Linked DNA regions of Homo sapiens: region 2 is linked to region 1. Evidence: read pairs that join two places in POLR2A ChIA-PET (ENCODE). Cell type or tissue: B cell. All regions are shown on one strand. Links, peaks and the distances in the headings refer to the core of each region. The heading gives the core; the rest is flanking DNA.

Region 1 (4,397 bases), core at 114-4,113:
TTATACAAAAAAGTGTATAGAGTCAGGTGCGGTGGCTCACACCTGTAATCTCAGCACTTTGGGAGGCCAAGGTGGGCGGATTGCTTGAGCCCAGGAGTTTAAGACCCAGCCTGGGCAATGTGGTGAAACCCTGTCTCTACAAAAAAATGCAAAAAATTAGCCAGGTATGGTGGTGTGTGCCTGTAGTCCCAGCTACTCAGGAGGCTGAGGCTGGAGAATTGGAGTCCGGGAGGTCAAGGCTGCAGTGGCCATGATCGAGCCACTGCACTCCAGCCTGGGCAACAGAAGGACACCCCTGTCTTAAAAAACAAAAAGCATATGAAGACTAATACAGTTAATCCCTAACTTAAGAAATTAACCAATGCAGTTGAAGCACCCTACTAGTTCACATTAATGTGTAAGAAGTCTTTATGTATTAAAAATATTAACTCTTTGTCTCTTGTTTTACTTTTCCTTGTTTTATCTTTTGTTACCCAACTTACTGTATTTCATTGAATCTAAAATGGCTTCAGTTGCAAGATGCACTATTTATGTACATCTAAAAATAAGAATATGGCATTCGAATTTAAGAGGCATCTTAATTTCAGAGATTTTAAAAGGTAAGAAAATGCACATCTAAGAATTGATGAAATACATGTATTTCACTGTCTTGCGCCTTTTTTCTTTTTGAGATGAAGTCTTGCTCTGTCGCCCAGGCTGAAGTGCCGGTGGCATGATCTTGGCTCACTGCAACCTCTGCCTCCCAGGTTCAAGCAATTCTCTGCCTCAGCCTCGCGAGTAGCTGGGATTACAGGCGCCTGCCACCACGCCTGGCTAATTTTTTTGTATTTTTAGTAGAGACGGGGTTTCACCATCTTGGCCAGGCTGGTCTTGAACTCCTGACCTCGTGATCCACCTGCCTCGGCTTCCCAAAGTGCTGGGATTACAGGCATGAGCCACCGCACCTGGCCAGCGCCACCTTTAATCAGATGATCAATCTCTTCTTTTGTTTCTGTTTCTACTGTGAGTCCTAGATAGCCTTTCCTATGTCAGAATATATTTTAAAATTCACCTATGTTTACTTCTAGTATTTTTATGGCTTAAATATTTTTCATTTTTAATTCATCTTATTTTAATGTAAGATCTAATTTTTGTCTTTTTACCCAAATGGTTAAACAATTGTCAAAAAGTTAAATGACATTAATGATTTTTTTTCCTTTTGAGATAGGGTCTCACTCTCTCACCCAGACTGGATTCCAATGGCATGATCACAGCTCACTGCAGCCTTGACCTCCCAGACTTAAGTGATCCTCCTGCCTCAGCCTCCCAAGTAGGTGGGACTACGGGTGCACACCACCACCCCTGGCTAATTTTTTTGTTTTTTTGTAGAGACATAGTCTCTACTTTGTTGCCTAGGCTTGTTTCAAACTCCTGGGCTCAAGTAATCCTCTTGCCTCAGACTCCCAAAGTGCTGGGATTACAGCATGAGCCACCACGCTTGACCACAATAATGATTTTTGAACAAGTAGTGATATGCTCAAATGTGCTGGCTAGGAACACAATATGGCTATAGATTTTGGTTAGGTCTAGTCAAAAATTATCAGTTTTATTTTCTAATAGATGGATATCTTTTTTTTTTTTTTTTTTTTTTTGAGTTAGAGTCTCACTCTGTCGCCCAGGCTGGAGTGCAGTGGCACGATCTTAGCTCACTGCAACATCCACCTCCCAGGTTCAAGGTACTCTCCTGTCTCAGCCTCCCAAATAGCTGGGATTACAGGCACATGCCACCATGCCTGGCTGATTTTTTGTGTTTTAGTAGAGACAGAGTTTCACCATGTTGCCCAGGCTGGTCTCGAACTCCTGAGCTTAGGCAGTCCACCCGCCTTGGCCTCCCAAAGTGCTAGGATTACAGGTGTGAGCCACTGCCGTCGGCTAATAGTTGTATATCTTAAATTTGCATTGAAAGGAATGTGAATGTCAAAACTAAATTTCAATTTTATGTTTCCTTAAATTTCTAATAAGTATCTACATGTTTTTGGGATCAGCCATATAATTTACTAAGCTAAAATTAAATAAATTTTTTAAGGATAGACAATGGTTATAATTCTTTGATGAAAGTCTGTATGAATCTGGGCAAGTTACTTAATTTGTTTAACATTCAGCTTTTTTATTTGTAATTGGGTATAATAGTGCCTTCTCATAGGATCATTGTAAGGATTTCTTTTACTCTTTCTTTCAGAATTTTGAAGATCAAGTGTAATTATAGCCCAGATTCTGTTGCATCTGTGGTTATTCTAGATCTCTAGGGTTACTGGAGTAAATTATTCGTTATACCTCTTCCAGTCCTGATTTAGATTTCCAGGATTTGTCTAGAACATTTTTTTGCCTTCTGGAATTAGCTTACATGACAAATCTGTATGTTTTCTGTTGCTTTTCTTAAGCTACACTTTTGTGTATGTGCTGAAATCTTTATAGATAGTTTAGGGGTTTGTAGGTGGGTGATTAGTAAGTTTTTTCTTTTTTTTGCAATTTTGATATGCTGATATATTTTTGTATGTTTTTGTAGTTTAGATCCTATCTCTTAAAGCTAGAGGGACAGGAATAAGTCTACTTAAAGAGCAACATTTTGAGGATATCTTATGGATAAGAAACTCTGCTTCTGACTTGCTTATTTTGGCCACTGGCATTTTTAAATGTTTTCTTGTAAGCACAGTACTTGAGAGTGTTATCATAAAAGTATTGTTGTTCATGTCTTCTTGGTCAGAGACAGTCTTATATGTGAAACCACAGTAAATAACATAAAACAATATGTTGTTTTGTGTCAGATTGAAGAGCATTAGCAGGTCACAGAAGAAGAGGCTCAGTGAGGACAGGAGTGGTCCTTAAGGAATGTGTTTCATTTATGTGGAAAGAACATACTGATTGTTGAAACAGCATGACTCAAGATGTGGCAACCAGAACTAGGTGTTGTTGGCACGATTTGGATTGAAGGGTTTGTTTGGGATGTGGCGGGAAATACAGTACCTTTGATGAGGTGGGACTAAATATTCAGCCCTTAGAAATGAAGCAGGGGAAATTAGAATTGAAATGATAGTACATATTGTTATTCACTAACTTAGCGTGTCACTCTGTTTCCTTTCTTCAAGAGATCCAAAAGGTGACAGATAGAACTCATTGCCAAAAGGTTTTTAAAGATAACCACTTTGAAGGTTTGGACTTAAGGGAACAGGCAGTACTAATTGAAGCCATCTGTGCTGCACTTGTTTATCTAAACAGTTTGGACAGCTGAACTGGCTGTAGGAATGAAGTCAACAAACCTAGCCACCTCATCTGCTTCATTCCAATATGGCCTAACAGATATAGCTATAAGGATGAATAGGGTCATTGATACTACTTCTAACTCTGAGCGGTATTTGAAATAATAGATAATAGTGGGTTTTCCTCCTCAGTTGTGGTACTCTTGAATGGAGTATGGCAACCTTTGACTTAATAATCACTGGACCTGTATTTCATGTCTTGTGTGATGCTGTAAATTATATGATCCCCTTAGTAACAACCAAATTTTGTATTTATAACTACTTAACTACTATAACTAAGTAGATTAGAAATCCTGGCAAGACTTTTGAGTCCCAGAGTAGTAGTGATTTATCTGAGTCAGTATCCTAGATATGTCATTTATAATTCTGGCTTGCCCACAGTTCCTTTGGAGGAAATCTGCTTTTTCTACAGTACATTGCAGAAGAACAGACCTCAATAGCTATTTTTTTAACCATATAAAACTGTATTGCAGTGGATTGGTCCAGCAGTGGGCATTTGACCTAAGGGTTGCTAATCCATCAACCACCTGGGAAAATTTATATAGTCAGTTATAGAAAACATGGAGTTAATTTACCATTGAACCATGGGAGCTGAAGCTGCAAAGATGTGTTGGTGTAGAGTCCTGTAAAACTAAAGTTTAAGGGAATGGAAAGTAGATGTAAGCAGAAGCTATGAATTACAGAAATGATAAAGGAGATGAGGAAGCCATTTGGTAACTATAAAAGAGTAGGGCATGTGTGCTGAGAGAAGTGCAAAATTCTGAGAGAAACCATGTGGTTTGAGAGAGAGGTATGGAACATGAGAGTGAAGATTCTAGTTTCTGGCACTGTAGATACTGTTCTTCCTTTAGTACTTCTGTGGCTCCTGCCCTTCTTGAGACTGCATTCATTCCTCCCCACCCCCAGGAAAGATTGTAGGCTTTGGTGTCAGACATTTGACATTAGAATTCTGGCTTTTTTACCAGCCCCTGCAACCTTGGGCAAATCGCTTAAACTCTCTGTCTCATTTCTCATCTGTAAAATGAGCATCATAACAATACTTCTCACTGGGTTGATGTGAGGATTAAGTGAGAATGACACATGGAAAGCTTAGAACAATGC
Region 2 (4,397 bases), core at 151-4,150, 280 kb after region 1:
TAAGAAAATGTTGTAGTAAAAATATGTAATAATGTAGAAGTTGTTCATGATATACCATTAAGTTATGAGTTTGTGGGGACACACTCATTCCATAGCATTAAATCTGTATCAGTCAAGGTTCTCTAGAGAAACAGAACCAATAGGATCTATGTATACATATATCTCTAGAAAGGGACTTATGAGAAGGTATTGGCTCACGTGAATATGGAGGTTGAGAAGTCCCACAATCTGCTGTCTGCAAGCCGAGGACCCAGGAAAGCTGGTCGTATAACCTGAGAGCCAGAGGGCCGATGGTATAGATTGCAGTCCAGATCTGAAGGCCTGAGAAGCAGGGGTAGCAACGGCAGGGGAAGATCCATATCCCAGCTAAAGTAGTCAGAGATCACATATTCAACCTTCTTCTACATTTTTGTTCTGTTTATACCCTGAACAGATTGGATGCAGTCCACGCACAGTGGGGAGGGCCATCTGCTTGACTCAGTTCACCAATTCAAATGCTAATCTTTTCCAGAAACACCCTAACAGATATATCTAGAAATAATATTTATCTGGGCATCCCATGGCCCAGTCAAGTTGACACATAAAATTAACTGTTGCCATAATCCAGTGGGGAGAAAATGGTGCCTGAACATGAGCAGTGGTTGGGTGGCTGGAAGGAAGGAGATGGATTGAGAACTCTCTAGCAGCCACAGTTGGCAGAACTTGGTGCTAATCAGAGGTGGGGGTGAGAAAAATGAGTCTAAGACAACTGATGATTTTGGTTGGATGACTGGTGGTCACATTAAGTGAGACCCTTTCTTTCTTTCTGGTTTTTTTTTTTGTTTGTTTGTTTCTTTTTTTTTTTTGAGATGGAGTTTTGCTCTTGTTGCCCAGGCTGGAGTGCAATGGCACGATCTTGGCTCACCGCAACCTCTCACTCCTGGGTTCAAGTGATTCTCCTGCCTCAGCCTCCCGAGTACCTGGGATTACAGGCATGTGCCACCATGCCCAGCTAATTTTGGATTTTTAGTAGAGATGGGGTTTCTCCATGTTGGTCAGGCTGGTCTCAAACTCCCGACCTCAGGTGATTTGCCCACCTCAGCCTCCCAAAGTGCCGAGATTACAGGTGTGGGCCACTGCGCCTGGCCGAGACCCTTTCTTGTGCATTGCCATGGTGAAAATACCAGCCTGGTATTACCATTTCTTTCAAAGCGTTGCTAACATCTCTGAAAATCCTAGCACACTCCCTTCAGTGGTCCCCTGTACTCCCTTGCCTGAGGGATCTCCCTGCCTACATGCCATGCCTCCTTATTTCACCCATGGGCCCCAGAGGGGTACAGCAGCCATCAGTGAGGTACTGGTTCTTTCTCCCTGGGCTTATAGTCCCACTGTGTTGAGTACCTTGTCTTCCTCTGTTCGGGTCACCTCCCTGTGCCACAAACATCTACCTTCCAGGAAAGGATCACAAACTGTAGGACTGAAGACTAGATTTCAACCCATAGATGTCTATGATTTGGCCTGCTCTGTGTATGTGTGTGTATACACACACACACACACACACACACACACACACACACACACACTTAAATGTAAATGCCTTTGAAGGAGGGACCAGGCTCTCTGGTATGTCATGTTCCCTCAACCCTTCTGGTTGCCTCACCTTTGGCCTGCTTTGCTCATTTCCCTTCATGCCTGACAGCCACAGGCTTCTGTATGTCTAAGCCCCACTGGAAGGAAAGATGTAGGGGGTCTGGTCCACCAAGGGGCAGCATCTGGACCAACAGGGCACTGGCTTTCTTCCTTGTCACATCTTTCTCATCCTTGCTCACAGCAGGATGAGCGCTTGGAGAGATGGCTGGCTTCCTACAGAAGGTTACCAAAAGACCAAGCTATCTTCCCTTGAAAATAAAACCCAATTGCCTGTATATTAGATTGAACTATATAAAATTGTCCATGTTCAACTTTGCCCTATAAAGATGACAATTTCACATGATTCAACCTATTAACATGGCCCTGGCTTAGTCGCTAGTAGGACAATGGTTCTCAGCCTTGGTTGCAAATTAGAATAAACTGGAGGTTTTAAAAAATACCCTTGCTAGGACCTCACCACAAGACTATTAAATTCAAATTTTTGCAGATGGGGGCAGGCATAGAGCTATTTAAAAAGCTCCTCTGGGCTGGGCACAATGGCTCAAGCCTGTAATCCCAGCACTTTGGGAGGCCAAGGCAGGAGGATCGCTTGAAGTCAGGAGTTTGAGGACAGCCTGGCCACTGTGGCAAAACCCCATCTCTACTAAAAATACAAAAATCAGCCAGGCATGGTGGCGCACGCCTGTAGTCACAGCTACTCGGGAGGCTGAGGCAGGAGAATCGCTTGAACTCAGGAGGCAGAGTTTGCAGTGAGCTGAGATTGCACCTCTGCACTCCAGCCTGGGCGACAGAGGGAGACTTTGTCTCAAAAAGAAAAAAAAGCTCCCCTACAGCCAGACTGATAATTGTCCTCTAGCACATCCCTCGGCCAGCCATGAGAAAGGCTCAAAGAGCCTTCTGCTGAACTCCTTACCACATTATCCATCGATGGTAGAAGCTTCCTGGCTTTCCAAGCAGGGTCTCAAAGAGAAGTCTGAGGAACCCAGAACTTCCATGTGACTGCAATTACTTCATGCATTGAATTGAGTCAATAAAAAACAGCTTCCATCACAACAAAAAAAAAATGTGTGTTAAATACCAATATGCCTGTGGTACCATCCTAGGCATATTACAAAAGTATTACCTTGTGGGAATTAGCAATCTGGAATTTGCAATTCTCTCTCCACCCAATCCCTTGAAAAGCCATATGTGGCATTAGAGAAATTCATAACAAACTGGAAAATGTCAAAGATGTGGCCCTGGACATTTACTGAAGCGTATATGCCACAACAAAGTGTACACTTTGGGGTAGTTAAACAAATTTCTATAGCCATACATGACAGTTAAGTGATACACAGCTTTGAGAGCCATAACTCCTCTGCATTTCTTACTAACTCTAGAAATCTAACATATCCATTAATGTATTTTTCTTTTTGCTTTTACTGTGCAGATTTAAAGAACAAAATAAATAGGTAAATATATTTTCAGAATAAAAAAGAAAACATCCCGTATTACTTTTGGGGGTGATGAAAATGTTCTAAAATTAGATTATGTTAGTGGTTGCTCAACTCTGTAAATATACTAAAAGGCACTGAGTATATTTTAAGCAAGTGAGTTTTGTGGTATGTATATCTCAATAAAGCTTTTCTTAAAAATAATATTGCTAGAGTGAAAAAATAACCGAAATATTCCCACCACTTTCAGAATCCACAGCCCGAATGTCTCAGCAGAGAAGCTGGGTGTGCTGTGTATGTATGTAGCTTATGATGCTGTCCCTGGGACGTGAGTTGTTTGCTCAGATGGCATTGACAGGGGTGCCACGTGATGGGGTAAGTGGGCAGTCCGTTGCTATAAGCAAGAGGCGGGCTGGGAGTAGCTCTGCAGATCTGGTGGCAAAATGAAAGAAAGGAGTTTTCCCTGTTAGGAAAGAAATGCAGAAGCAGCTGTCCACAGACAGCCCAATGCAGAGAACAAACCTGCCTGGGAAGCAGCTGAGGCAGGGCACATGCTCCTGGAAGGAAACAGAGAGATATGTGTGCTCCTTTACTCGCTAGCCTTTCCCGTCACCCTCTCCCCAGGCTCCTGGCACCTTGGAACAGCGTGAGCTTTCCTAGGGCTCCTCTCGACTTGCTTGATGTAGAATTAATTTAATTAGTTTCAGAGGGATCCATCATGGTGGCTGTGTTGCCTAGGTTAAAAGAAACTCTGTGTGTGTGTGTGCGCGCGCGCGTGTATGCATATATATTTTGCCTTCGTGTATGCAAAAGCACCTTGAGACAATATCCTCCTTCTAACTTGGGATTGCTGGACTGTTATTGGAGTCCTAGGGCTTGACAAATTGGCAGAGACTTGGAAATTCTGAAACAGTTTAAGGAAAATGCTTACAATGATGAAGGAACCAAGAAATAAGTCTCTGGGGCTCAATTCCCTGCTCTGTAGTACATGTTCTCAAACCTTCCTTTCAAGCATTGCATGGCTACCATGGGCCATGTGCAGTGTTAGTGCTACAGAAGACGCAGATGTCAATACAACCCGGGGAACGGGGTCAGACAGATCCCCAAAGACTTCAATACACCCCACCGCAAGACAGTTACAAATAAAGTGCTGGGTCTCAGAAGCCAAGGAAAGCATGTGCAGTTGTTGGGAAGGCTATGAAAGGCTTCATGAACAAGCAGCACTGAGAGCTGTATAACATTTTTACAGGTGGGAGTGAGGTGGATTTCCTGGAGGAAGAATCAATGTGATCACAACCATGAGGGCAGGGAAAGGACAGCAAGTGAGCCCCTTAG

The links. Peaks named below come from ENCODE experiments on the same cell type or tissue, not always from the same donor. Only the 100,000 strongest peaks of a DNase experiment are listed, where the experiment ranks them.
Region 2: POLR2A ChIA-PET joins it to region 1 with 8 read pairs; 5 of 35 experiments call an interaction of 5 or more read pairs at or near these places.

The regions. Positions count from the first base shown.
Region 1 is chr1:178,736,596-178,740,992 of GRCh38, forward strand. All of the region lies in intron 1 of RALGPS2 (Ral GEF with PH domain and SH3 binding motif 2), which reads left to right. Among named protein-coding and RNA genes, the nearest start is that of RALGPS2-AS1, 13 kb to the left of the region's middle. In B cell, for the core only: no CTCF peak of the experiment used is centred there; no DNase peak of the experiment used is centred there; H3K27ac peaks cover 2,725 bases.
Region 2 is chr1:179,018,635-179,023,031 of GRCh38, forward strand. It overlaps a transcript of FAM20B not described here. Among named protein-coding and RNA genes, the nearest start is that of FAM20B, 5.1 kb to the right of the region's middle. In B cell, for the core only: no CTCF peak of the experiment used is centred there; no DNase peak of the experiment used is centred there.